Linked DNA regions of Homo sapiens: regions 1 and 2 are each linked to region 3. The links are chromatin contacts, found by Hi-C or POLR2A ChIA-PET in ENCODE. All regions are on one chromosome and are shown on one strand. The core of a region is the stretch at or near the end of the contact, and the rest is flanking DNA. Distances in the headings are between cores, read along the strand shown. Region 1 holds the start of USP33 (ubiquitin specific peptidase 33). Region 2 holds the start of ACADM (acyl-CoA dehydrogenase medium chain). Region 3 holds the start of CTBS (chitobiase).

Region 1 (4,169 bases), core at 1,075-3,574, 6.8 Mb before region 3:
GACACATGTACACTTTTAAAGTTTAAAAACTACACTAAATAGAGCTGTTACTTATTCCCTTCCTTTTTAGAAATGGTTACATTTCACATTTCTCACCAAAAATCTTTCAGCATTTTATGTACTTCATTTTCTTGTGAAGAGTCCACAGTCTTGTCATATGTTATAGTTCACAGTGCTCCAATCTTAATCTATCTGAATTCCCAATCTGTATCAAAAGCTGCTTTGGCAACATTATTTCAGGCTTTACGAAATTCTGATCCTTACACAATCTTGAAATGTTTCTGTCATGGGGAAAGACTTTATTTCTTGGCATTCGGAGCTCAGAGGACTGGCATGAGGATCAAGTAAGACTGTGTAAGTGAAAGGTCACAGAAAATTCTAATACTACTACATAAATGTAAGAATTATCATCTCAATTCTGAATTTCAAATATTTAAAATCACCTATTTACTACAATCTAATGTCATTAAACTGCAGTTATATAAAAAGACTTGCTTACTGTTAAGTTATAAAAAGTTCAGAAAAGACAGAAAAAAAGTGAAACTGGCCATAAACCAGATCATAAATAGGAAGCAATCTTAAGTAGACTATCCCTCTTGCACATATCAGGTCAAATATTTTATTCCAATAATATTTTTTGTACTGTCCTTTTTTTTTTTTTTTTTTTTTTTGAGACAGAGTCTCGCTCTGCTGCCCAGGCTGGAGTGCAGTGGCATGATCTCGGCTCATTGCAAGCTCTGCCTCCCGGATTCACGCCATTCTCCTGCCTCAGCCTCCCAAGTAGCTGGGACTACAGGCACCTGCCACCATGCCCGGCTAATTTTTTGTAATTTTTAGTACAGACGGGGTTTCACCGTATTACCCAGGATGGTCTCGATCTCCTGACCTCGTGATCGTCGGCCTCCCAGAGTGCTGGGATTACAGGCGTGAGCCACCGTGCCCAGCCCTGACCTTTCTTTCAATCCTGCCAAAGTAATGAAATAATACAAAGCTCCTAGCATTGTGTAACTATTTCTATTATTTTTTCATAAAACTAGCATTGTCTTTAAGATTCCTATTTTCTCTCTTATTTATAATAGTATGAATTCACTAACAATATTTGTATTATGCTCAAATCAAATAGCCTATGACGATAATGTGACTTGGTCAGACCTTTCCAAATAAGACAGTAGGAAAAACGGAACTAGGACGGCCTTGTTACTTTTTGTAACACGTTTTTCTTAAAGGAAAAATAATCTGATTAAACTTAAAAATTCTCTACATCCACATAGTTATTAAGCAAAAGGCCTAGAGATCGTTACGGTAAAATTCACCTTCAATTTAAGTCTATGCTCCTGCCAGAATTTCACCCTCTGGCTCAATTTTCCAGGCCTAATACTGATTCTATGAGAATGTAAACTCCAACGGTACTTGAGTGCAAAACACCCAGGAAAATCTCATCGTCCAAGAGCTCAACGTAAAACCCTGTAAATATTCAAATGAAGAGCGTTTTGTATACGAGAAATATAAGTAAAGGTCTGGGAAACCACACACTATGGATCTTTCATCCAAACAAAGGCTGCAGATGGACAGAAGGTAAGGGGTAACCTCTCAGTCAAGATCAAACATTGGTCGAAGAAAAATTCCAGGGACGATGACACCTCGGTTTTTCCGTTCACAACAACAAACAACGGGGCCGGCCCCCTCAACAGCGCCGAAAAGCGAAACCAGAACCCAGGAGCCGGCGCGCTGCAGGGCTTTCAGTCACCCACTGAGAGGGACTGGCAAGCCTGAGTGGGGAGACCGAGGAAGGGAGCAGAGCCCCCGCTTCTCGGGCTCACCTGCACCTCCCGCTTCCAGGGAAGAACCCCTGAGGACCCTTCCTCAAATCAACGACCGGTTCCCATCCTCCACCGACCGTTGACAGGGCGACCACTAGATTATCTCTGCAACGCAGAGCACCGAGGGGCCAAGGCCTTCTTCCCGCCCGCGAACCCGCCGCCACCCAGGACCAAGAAAAAGAGGCTGCTGCAGCGGCCGCAACCCCAGCGCGCGGAAGCGAGAACAGAGACCGGACCCCGGACGCGAGCGAAACGCCCTTGGGCCCCGCGCCCCTCCCAGCAGCGCCGCGCTCACCTCCACGGCCTGGCCCGCGGGACCCGCCAGCTCGACCAACAACGGCCTGCAGCCGCACCTCCGCAAGCTCCTCTTTTCCTTCTCAGCTCTCGGAGAGGGGCAGTGTCGCGTCAGGAGGGCCGGAAAACGGCCCCGCAGCGCTGCCCTCGGGGGGTCCGCCTCCTGAACTGGCCACTTCCCGCAGCAGCCGCGGCTCCTTCCGGTGTCTCCGGGGCCGCCGCAGGCGTCTCCGGCGATAGGGGAGGTGGGGGCGGAGCCTCGATGGGAGCCCGCCCCAGGGGCGGGGCCACGGGAGCCAGGCCCAGGTGCGGGGACCCAGGCCGGCTCCCTACTCTGACTGCAAACTAACTGTACAGGGTATGTGCAGCAGTTTGAGGCTGTGAGCTTTTTTTTTTTCGTTTTTCACATGTTTTCTCCTTCTCTTTCACAGTCACACACTACGACCATTATAAGGTCTTGTCTCGATGCATTACAAAAACTGCATTAAGGCTGGCCACTGAAGGGCCTCAGGTTTCCAAACTTGAGCAAAGAAATATTAGACTTAACTTATCCCAATTCAACATTGTATTTCCTCCTTTCATCTTTCTTCCCCCAACTTCTTAGGACCTAGATTCTCTGAAAGCAATTATGTTTCCCTTTTCCACCTATGCAAAGAAGAAATTTATCTCACCATTTTCTCCTTAGGCTAAAATCAAGAGGATCAAATCAAATATTTATTGAAACCTTAGTATCTGCTTAATGCCTGGAGCATGGAAGGAGTCCTGCCTTCTAATTATGTAACTGTTAAAATGCACTCGATTGAGGTTCAAATCTATGAATAAAAAAGGTTATATTAATAAAAAATTGTTAAAATTGCCAGTTTCAATCTGTCTCATGACATCTGACTTTTTGGTCTCCAAAATGGGAGCATGTACCAAAGTATCATGCAAGATGCTCAGTCTCCATTGGAATAGGTAGAAAATATAAAAGCTTCTACTTATTTTTATGGTAAAAATGAAATAAATTAACCATGATACAAAATTCTAGGTAGGGATTGACACTCAGGCCTCAATTTGCACCACAAATGATTGCCTATCCTCGGTTCACTGAGGAGAATAGAAATTTCACAGAATAGAAGTTTCACAGGCAGGCGCCATGGTTCATGCCTGTAATCCCAGCACTTTGGGAGGCCGAGGCGGGTGAATCACTTGAGTTCGAGACTAGCCTGGGCAACATGGCGAAACCCCATTTCTACTAAAAATACAAAAATTCGCCAGGCATGGTGACAGGCACCTGTAGTCCCAGCTACTCAAGAGGCTAAGAGTGGAGGATCACTTGAGACCAGGAGTTTGAGGTTGCAGTGAGCCATGATTGTGCCACTGCACTTCAGCCTGGGTGACAAAGTGAGATATTCTCTGGGAAAAAAAAAAAAAGATGCCGTTAGGAGATGAAAAGTTGTCTCCAGCCGGGCACAGAGCCTCACACCTGTAATCCCAGCATTTTGGGAGGCCAAGGCGGGTGGATTACCTGAGGTCAGGAGTTCAAGACCAGCCTGACCAACATGGTGAAACCCCCATCTCTACGAAAAATACAAAAATTAGCCAGGTGTGGTGGCGCGTGCCTGTAATCCCAGCCACTCAGGAGGCTGAGGCAGGAGAATTACTTGAACCCAGGAGGCAGAGGTTGCAGTGAGCCAAGATAGAGCCACTGAACTCCAGCCTGGGCAACAGAGGAGGACCCTGTCTCAAAAAAAAAAAAAAAAAAAAAAAAAGCTGTCCACAGAGGAGATCTACAGAAGAAAAAAAAAGAAGAGAGACAGAGAGAGAAGAAAAGTTAGGCCAGCAAATAGAATTTATTTGAAATACATATAATTGAAAAGGGGCTCAACTCCATATGTATTTCCAGAAATCAATTTTTAAAAAAACAGGCGACCAAATAGAAAAATAGACAAAAGTCACTTCCCCAGAAATTCTTCTATTGAAAATGTATCAGGGGTATTCTGTTCTTACAGTGTCCTAGCAAATTCAATTCAGCCTCCAAGTCCCACCACCATCCTGCTTAGTAACCAAGGTTCT
Region 2 (4,072 bases), core at 1,071-3,570, 8.8 Mb before region 3:
GATCAACTCAGTATATCACTGGAGGCTATATGAGTAAGCAGCAAACTGTTTCTCATAAATGCAGAACGTTGGCGAACTGACAAACTGCGTATGCCACCCAGGAGGACTGCTGAGGGTAGTTACGATCTAGGCACAAATGTTTCTTATGATTAGGCATAATTGAAGCCTGTCAGTAACAATATGAACCTGTGATCAATTAAGCAGCTGACCAATCGTTACCACCTCCTCCCTGCTCCTGTTACCCAAAAAATAGGAAGGGCTGTGGAAGCTCTGTGGCTGCCTTTGCTCACGAGAAGCAGGGAGCTCTCTTCTTCTTCCCCTGGCCCTTTCCTTAAAACAGTTCCTTTTGTCTTAAGTTATCATTTCTACGTTCGTCCCTTCATTTGATCTCACAATGATGGTCTCAAGCAGTAACAGTAGTAACTGCTGTAACGATGGTCTCAAGTAGTAACCGTGGCAGTTGGCCACACTAACATTCTTTGATATCTGTTGGCCGTAATAAAGAAATCAATGTACTTTGTGCTCTTAGCTGCCACATTTTAGCCTAGATATTTGCCCTGGCATGCTTATACTGGTCCAAGGAAGCATTAGGCCATAGCCTGTTTTCTTCCTTATCTGGAGGTGTTTTTACCTTTCTCAGCATTCCACAAGTTGCTTCCTCCTTCCTTTGTTCTCCTCTGTCTTTGCCTCTTTTGGAAAGTTCTAAGTTGCTAGCCAATCAGGACAAGTACAGAGGTCCCCTTCCAGCCAATGGAAACCGGACACGGTAGTAGGGTGCACGTGTCAGGTTATAAATGACCCTGTCTCCTTTATGCGTGTGTGCTCTCGTGGCAAGACTACTAGCGAGCGGCAACCTTTCTGCAGAAAGTAAACTAGCCTTGCTAAGAGCTCCTTTGTCTCAGTGTTGATTTTTGCAACACTGAGCGCCCGTTCCCAACATCAGTAAGGCTTTTCTTTTTAATGAAAAGCAGCCCCAAATCCTTTTCTAAGAGCAGCCTGTGAAGTCGAGCTGCAGGCACAGACAAACAAGGGGGTAGCTTGCTTGGGTGAATGGTGGCAGGAACTACCGACTAGACATGTTTAAGATGAGGGCTCCATCTTCGCTTCTCTGCCAGCCACGTGTACAGTAAGAAGGGGTTACAATAGGCATATGGGTGATTTTGTGCTTTTCGTTCATCTTTTCTGTGTTTAAAATGTTCAGAATAAGAAATTGGAACAAAGGAGACATGAATAGACAATTCCTAATCATCTTTAAGAGTCCGCTTTGTGTTTTACTTACCACCACCACTTTGAAGGCTTTCTTGCCTATACCAGGACAAACTCAGCTCTTTATCCCTTTTCCGAATTTTCCTGGTACTTTCACTTTGAATATAGCGCTTAATTAACATTCTGCCTTGTACCTAGGACTAACACACTATAAATTCCCAGAAGACAAAGTAGGGGAATACAATAACAGGATATAGAATTTTAACAGCTAAATTAGATGAATTTATGGGTGACCTTTATTGGGCAAAAGAAAATGTTAAGTTAGTATAAGATTTAGTATAAGCTACCATCTCAAAACTCAGGGTCTCACTGGAAGAGAAAGTGACTCCAGGTAGAATTCCTCAGGGAGACATTCACTTCCATCATTCGCTGAACCAGGAGCTTTGGACAGCCTCGGATTGCACCCGCATATCCAAGGACACCACATCAGCGGACAAGTCATAAACAGCCTTGGGAATACGCGGAAAGGTCAAATTTACCTAAACAATTAAATTCTCTTTTAAATTTTAAGGAAACACAAGTATGCTTTCGCTTTAGGTAGGGCATTTGAGAGCAAAATGTACTAATACTTTGAATCCGCCAAGCAGACACGATCTGGGTTTGACCGTTCTCTCCGGGTAAAGGTGAAGGCTGACCACGGGGGCCGCTCTCCCTCCAGGCCCCAGCCACGCCCTCTAACCCAGGTTCCCGTCCTGCACCGCGCCGCAAGTCCCCCCACCGTTCAGCGCAACCGGGCCCTCCCAGCCCCGCCGCCGTCCCCCTCCCCCGCCCTGGCTCTCTTTCCGCGCTGCGGTCAGCCTCGGCGTCCCACAGAGAGGGCCAGAGGTGGAAACGCAGAAAACCAAACCAGGACTATCAGAGATTGCCCGGAGAGGGGATGCGACCCCTCCCCAGGTCGCAGCGACGGCGCACGCAAGGGTCACGGAGCATGCGTTGGCTACCCGGCGCCGGGGACCGCTGCCACCCCGCCTAGCGCAGCGCCCCGTCCTTCCGCAGCCCAACCGCCTCTTCCCGCCCCGCCCCATCCCGCCCACGGGCTCCAGTGGGCGGGACCAGAGGAGTCCCGCGTTCGGGGAGTATGTCAAGGCCGTGACCCGTGTATTATTGTCCGAGTGGCCGGAACGGGAGCCAACATGGCAGCGGGGTTCGGGCGATGCTGCAGGGTGAGAGGGAGCCCAGCGGTGCGGTGGGGCTGGAACATGGGTATTGTGGTGTCGGAGCAGGGGGCCCTGGGCCAAAAATAGGTGCGGCCGGGAGGAGTGGGAAGTCGGGCTGAGGAAGGAGCCAGCCTAGGGGCCCCCAACCTGCTTTCACGCCTCCTACCACCGGACGGAACGTAGCCTAGCGTTTCATTTTCCGTATCCTCCCGTCAGGCGACCCCGTTATAGCCGGCATCCTCTCTTTAGAATATCGTTTTTCTTTCTCTGGTAAACCCTCCAAATATTTACCGCGGGAATCCCACCTTTTTCCAAAGTGACCCCGTCTCTGTGTCAGAACCACGGGAAAAAGAAAAATGGAGCAGCTACTCCTTGAAATACTTAATGTTTAATAAGCTTTTCGTTGTAACGTTTCCACGTTGCTTACGGGAAAAAAAAAAGTAAAAAAAAAACCTGCAGAATTTTATGTGAACTTGTGTGTATATTCTAGTATTGGATCTTAATAGATTCTAAATAAGTTTGTCACTAGATGAATTTTGGTATCTTAAATATTCTTGATATGTTCACACCACTGCCATTTAGATGTCACTTAAAATTAAGTTAAAGTTATGTCTTGGACCAAAAAAGCTGCGGTTTTAGAATAATCCTAAAGAATTGCTGCCCATGTTTTGCTGGTGTTATGCAAGTTAATGTGCAGTGAAGGCAGAAATTGGGAGATTTCAGCTATTTTTAACTCCTACACCAGAAAAGCAGATTTCTCAACCTCCAAGGAAGGATCTAAAAAAAACCTGATATAGAAAACTTACACCCTTTTTCTCTTCTTTAACCCATAAAACTGACACTCTTATATTCCCAAGAAATGCACAAAAGTGTTCAATTCTAGTGGTGCTGTTTCGATATTTGGAATTTCATTGTTCTAGACAGAGAGCCCGAAGTAATAAAACCAATAGTTATATAGCATTAGGCTTTCAAAACATTATCGTACTTTAATCGTCCGAAAATACGCAGTGAGATTAGTCCCATTTTTTGGTTTTGAACGGAAGCTATAAGCAGTTTGTAAACCTGTCTACGGCCACAAATATGGTTGTGGAACCTAGATTCACATTCAGCAATTATAACTCCAGATCCCGTGCTGTTTCTGTTTTCTATTTGCAAACCACCTCTCTAATTAACTGGCTAACTTTGTTATGTAATTAACAGGTTGATGGGCATTGTATTCTGGTAATAGCAACCTTTGCACTTTGTTCTATGTAACATATTTTCCTGAACAGTCACATGTGAAGTGACTTTTTCCCTATTTAAATTCCCTCGGTTGGCCAGGTGCGGCGGCTCACGGTTGTGATCCTAGCACCTTGGGAGGCCTCGGCGGGTTGATCACTTAAGGCCAGGAGTTCGAGACCAGCCTGGCCAAAGCAGGGAAACCCTGTCTTTACTAAAAATAGGAAAAATTAGCTGGGCATGGTAGCATATGCCTGTAATCCCAGGAGGCTGAGTCTGCAGTGAGCGGAGATCTCTCCACCGCACTCTAGCCTGGGTGACAGAGGGAGACTCTGTCAAAAAAAAAAAAAAGTCCCTCAGTAGACCATTTAACCTGGTTTGAGTTCTGACTTTTGTGCATGGTATTTAAAAACGCATTTATAATAGAGTCA
Region 3 (4,389 bases), core at 1,675-4,174:
CTGATATTTTCTTCCCACAGTTAATTCAAGAAGCACAGAAGCCTCACTGATTATTTTTATTTTATTCCAAGGCATTAATTCATTGATTTGGCAAATATTTATTGAATTTCCAATAAGGTACAAGGAGAGTATTTTGCTAGGCTCTAAGGAGATAAAGATTAATGAGAGAGACCAGGTCCAGTAAGGAGTTAACTACTTAATTACAATGGTATTAAGGACTGTAGGGGTTACAGGGGGCCACGCCAGCATATAAAGGGGACCTGCTAGCCAGATGGTGCACGAAAACTTTTCTGAGGACTACACACTTTCGGAGTGGGCTGAAATCAGCAGAATGATGGAAGAGATATACCTATGGACAAAAGATTGCATTCTCAACTGAGGGAAGGGAAAGCCCAAAGGTCGCTACACCTCAGGAGAATTCTGAGATTCTGGAACTGAAAAAGGTCAATGTAGGTAGAGCACAGAAATCCTGCAAGTATGTGGAACTGGATAAAACCTTTAAAGTCGGTAGTGGAAAGATTAAGTAGGACTTCCAAGACCACTGAAGATGTTGTATTTTATCTTGGGATCAGTGGGAATCAATTAGAGTTTTAATTCAGGGGATATGCATTACAAAAGAGATCACTGGGTCCTTGTGAGGGGAATGAATGAGGGAGAGACAGTGGGGATAGCAGCTGTAAAAGTTAAACCAGGCATTTCTTAATTTTTTTTAATTTTTTTTAACTTTTCAGAATTAATTATGCATAACTCATTTTTTCTGCTAAGCAATTGCCTACTGAAATAATAAAAATTCATAATGTGAAATTAAGTGGCCCATTGTTTTCTGACTCATATTTCTATCAAAACTTCTATTTTAGTTCTGATAATTAAGATTCTATTTGTTTAAAAAATACTAAGAGCCTGTGATATAACAGATATCCTTAAAAAAAAAAAAAGCTGGGTGAACTAATTGAAAATATAAGGGGAAAATGCCATGTAGTCTAGTTTTTGTGTTTGAAAAACATAGAAAACGCCAGTAGAGAAAAAGACCATTTACCATGAAGATACAAATAAGCATAATTTTGCTTCTTTGAATAGTTGGTTTTCAAAGTGCCCACAGATATTGCCTAACCCACTAAGTATTGGGTACTACAGTAAATCTTTCAGGTTTTTTTTTTTTCTCTTTTTTGAGACATAGTCTTGCTCTGTCGCCCAGGCTGGAGTGCAGTGGCGTGATCTTGGCTAACTGCAACCTTCCGCCTCCCGCTCCGCCTCCCAGGTTCAAGCGGTTCTCCTGCCTCAGCCTCCCAAGTAGTTCGGATTACATGTGCCCGCCACCACGCCCAGCTAATTTTTGTATTTTTAGTAGAGACGGGGTTTCACCATGTTGGCCAGGCTGTTCTCGAATTCCTGACCTCAAGTGATCCACCCACCTTGGCCTCACAAAGTGCTTCTCAATCTCAAAAAGAGATTGAGAAAATTAAGAAATGTCTGGTTGAACTTTTACAGCTACTGTCCCCACTGCCTCTACCACCGCGCTGGGCCTCAGATTGTATAAAACATTTTAATTGGGAGGCCATTATGCTGAAACAGCTCCAACTGCCTTGGATTTCCTGCTTAAGCAAACTCCAGCCCAAGGTCAACAGTGAAAGGAAACTTAAGCTTAACCTATCAGAAACTGCCAACTAACCTCTAACTAGTAATTTTCCACCAAGTCATAGCTAAATAAGGCAAACAGTCATAGCCAACCAAGTAATTATTTTCCTTTGCTTCCCTGTTCGGCCTATAAAAGCCCATGCTACTAAAGCAGACCTCTCTGAACCCCTTCTGGTTTAAGTACTGCCGATTCATAAGTTGTTCTTTGCTCAAATAAAAAAGGTTATCCTACTTTGTCTGAAGTCTTTCTTTTAATAAGATGTTAGGTTTCCACACTAGGCAGGTTCTCCATAAACACTTTCACCATTTTTATTTCTTCTCCTAAGTCATGTATATATACTTTTTTACTGGCATCTAAGTGTTCTGCCTCAGATTAATGTACTAGATTAAGAACTAGGAATCATGCCTATTTCTACAAAAGAATCGTTCTTTGAATTAAGCCTTTGGACCTTCCTGATGTCATCCAATTCCTGCTTTCAGTCATCGAAGTGGGCAGTCAGGTGGTTTTAATATTGCTCCAGAAGGTGTTTGATTAAAGTTGCCAGAAGCCTTACAAATTGTTATGTAGATAGAAGGAAAATGTACTGAAAGCTATTTTTTTTACCACTCTTCATGGGTGGTTTTGAGGTACTTTAAAGGAAAGGGCTAGCAGGTATAGAAAACTAAAGGTAAGCAAAATACTCTGCATTCTAATGTACTGTTGGAGTGCTGAGATTCTTTCAAACGAAATCCTCGTTCCTTGGAAACATAAATGGATTATCCTACCTTGTTTGCTTTTTACACCCAGAGTGCTTCCGCAGAGGCACAGCAGGGGAATGAAAGGAGCTTGCCTTAGGAGGCAGATCTGGTTTGAACTCTCGCCTGCCTACGCAGGCACTTACAGGCTGTGAGGCCTGAGGAGTTACTCAACTTCTCTGAGCCCGAGCTTCCTCATCTATAAATTGAAGGATCCGTAAACAGGAAGGCCCTCATCGAGTGGTCAAAGCTGGTTTCGGCGCCCACGGCACCTCTCCTTAGGGCTCCGTTCTACCCTAACTTCTCTTCGTGCCCTGAAGCCCAGACCTAGAGGAGCAGAGGAAGGCGCTGACCTCGAAATCTGGATGGTGGCGAATCGGGCGGCAGAGCTCAGGCTCCGGGCATGGGCAGTCGGTCCCGGCCGCGAGCCGCAGCGCCAGCAGCGCCAGCAGCGCCAGCAGCGCTAGACCCGGGACGCCGCTCGGCGGGCTAGAGACGAGGCGCCAGCGTCGAAGCTGCGGCCGGGACATAGCAGCAGGTCTAGCGGGCCGGAGTGGGTTCCTACCGCCTGGGTGGGCGGGGCCTGCTGCGCGTCGGGGCAGGAAGGGGCGGGGAGAGTCGGGAAGGGCGGGGAGGGGCGGGAGGGGCGGGGCTCCGGGGCGGGCGTGGGAGGTCGGGCTTCGAGCGTCCCCGGGCGCTACAGGTGGGTGAAGTTAAGTGGCTGCTGGAGCGTCTCGGGGGACAGCCAGTGTCTGCGGCGCCGAGAGGGCCGTTCGTGGACTCAAATGGGTATCACCCCTACCGTTTATAGTCCTCCCAATAGTCTGCATCTCGTTTTGTCGTGGCTGGTCGTGTACTCCTTGTGGAGTCTGAAGGTACAAGGGGATCCCCAAAATGGAGAAGTGGGTGTCTTTGGAAGGGCCTACTGAGTAACATGGTTGGAGTGGCCAAAAGACTTTGTTTTTCTTTTGCTACTCAAAAGAAAGCTGGAATACCAAAAATTTTTACTTACGGATATCAGGTCTTAGTTAAGATCGTGGTTTGAATTCAAGCATCTAATTTTGCCTACTCTCCTGTTAAAAATCAAGTTTAACAACCTAAACACAAGGACAAAGAGATAACAGCAACAAAATGTTGGAAGCTGGAGAGCACAAGTATGAGTATGAGAGGTAAATCGGAAAAGGGGGAGATTAGTCAAAGGCTGCTCAAGGACTCTGATCGCTAGATCCTTTTTCCAGCTTCATGTCTCTGGGCAGCTGCCCCTCTTTCCCACCACGGGCTCCCACCCCGGCTGAATTCCCTGAAGGGGATAAATTCTCTGCTGAGTGGGTATTCCACCTAAAACGGAGAATAAGTGGCTTTATGCCTACTGAAAACTGAAACCCCTCGCTATCTGATTAACCTAAGAGGCTGAGCAAAGATACTGACATCGGGTTTTCTGGACAAATCATACACCCAGATCACCCTACAGTGAAATTCAAAGTTAAAAGCACCAGCTATCTACTTGGAGCTTCCTCTCTTTGTACTTTTTAATTTTTACTTTTAATCATGGACAGCAACCAAAAAAATCCAATAATGTAGAAAGAAGGGACCCAAACAACAGACAAAGGAATATGGAGGAAGCAGATGCTGCAGGGAGAACACTTTTAAAAATTCTCATAATAGCCCCAGAAAAATAAGAGAAGATGAAGCCACAACAGGGTGCAATAAAAGGGGTAGGGGATTTTTAAAAGTTAATAGAAATAAGAAAGAAGTGAAAAAACTATTAGTAGAAGATAACACTGAGGAATGTAGAGCAAAAACTCTGAAAGATAAGAAAATTGGAAAACGCAGTACAGAGGGGATGAAATAAATAATTCTTAAAGGTGCTTGAGAAGCAGCGTAGTACAAATAAGAAGAAATAAGTAATTTGGGCTGGGCACAGTGGTTCATGCTTGTAATCCCGGCACTGTGGGAGGCCGAGGTGGGCAGATCACTTGAGCTCAGGAGTTTGAGACCAGCCTGGCCAACATTGTGAAA

Evidence for each region. A loop is a pair of places that touch in the nucleus more often than their neighbours do. ChIA-PET counts read pairs that join two places held with the same protein, here RNA polymerase II (POLR2A). Pooled maps may share reads with other maps.
Region 1: a loop to region 3 is called in a pooled map, with 9 times the contacts of the local background. The contact joins the promoter of USP33 here to the promoter of CTBS in region 3. A Hi-C loop is called at or near these places in 2 of 50 pooled maps.
Region 2: a pooled map shows a loop between it and region 3 (6-fold over the local background). The contact joins the promoter of ACADM here to the promoter of CTBS in region 3. A Hi-C loop is called at or near these places in 3 of 50 pooled maps. POLR2A ChIA-PET finds 5 or more read pairs at or near these places in 2 of 52 experiments (OCI-LY7 and activated B cell).

Annotation. Positions count from the first base shown.
Region 1 is chr1:77,757,528-77,761,696 of GRCh38, forward strand. USP33 (ubiquitin specific peptidase 33) reads right to left here and starts at 2,325. Exons shown (of 24, transcript NM_201624.3): 1 at 2,116-2,325. RefSeq lists a silencer at 2,235-2,514.
Region 2 is chr1:75,722,389-75,726,460 of GRCh38, forward strand. ACADM (acyl-CoA dehydrogenase medium chain) reads left to right here and starts at 2,321. Exons shown (of 12, transcript NM_000016.6): 1 at 2,321-2,429. The coding sequence starts at 2,400. It also overlaps a transcript of SLC44A5 not described here. RefSeq lists enhancers at 1,707-1,796, 2,447-2,536 and silencers at 2,167-2,216, 2,267-2,316.
Region 3 is chr1:84,571,516-84,575,904 of GRCh38, forward strand. It overlaps CTBS (chitobiase), which reads right to left and starts at 2,925. Exons shown (of 7, transcript NM_004388.3): 1 at 2,724-2,925. The coding sequence starts at 2,900. RefSeq lists enhancers at 1,515-1,564, 2,278-2,377, 2,488-2,777 and a silencer at 2,938-3,057.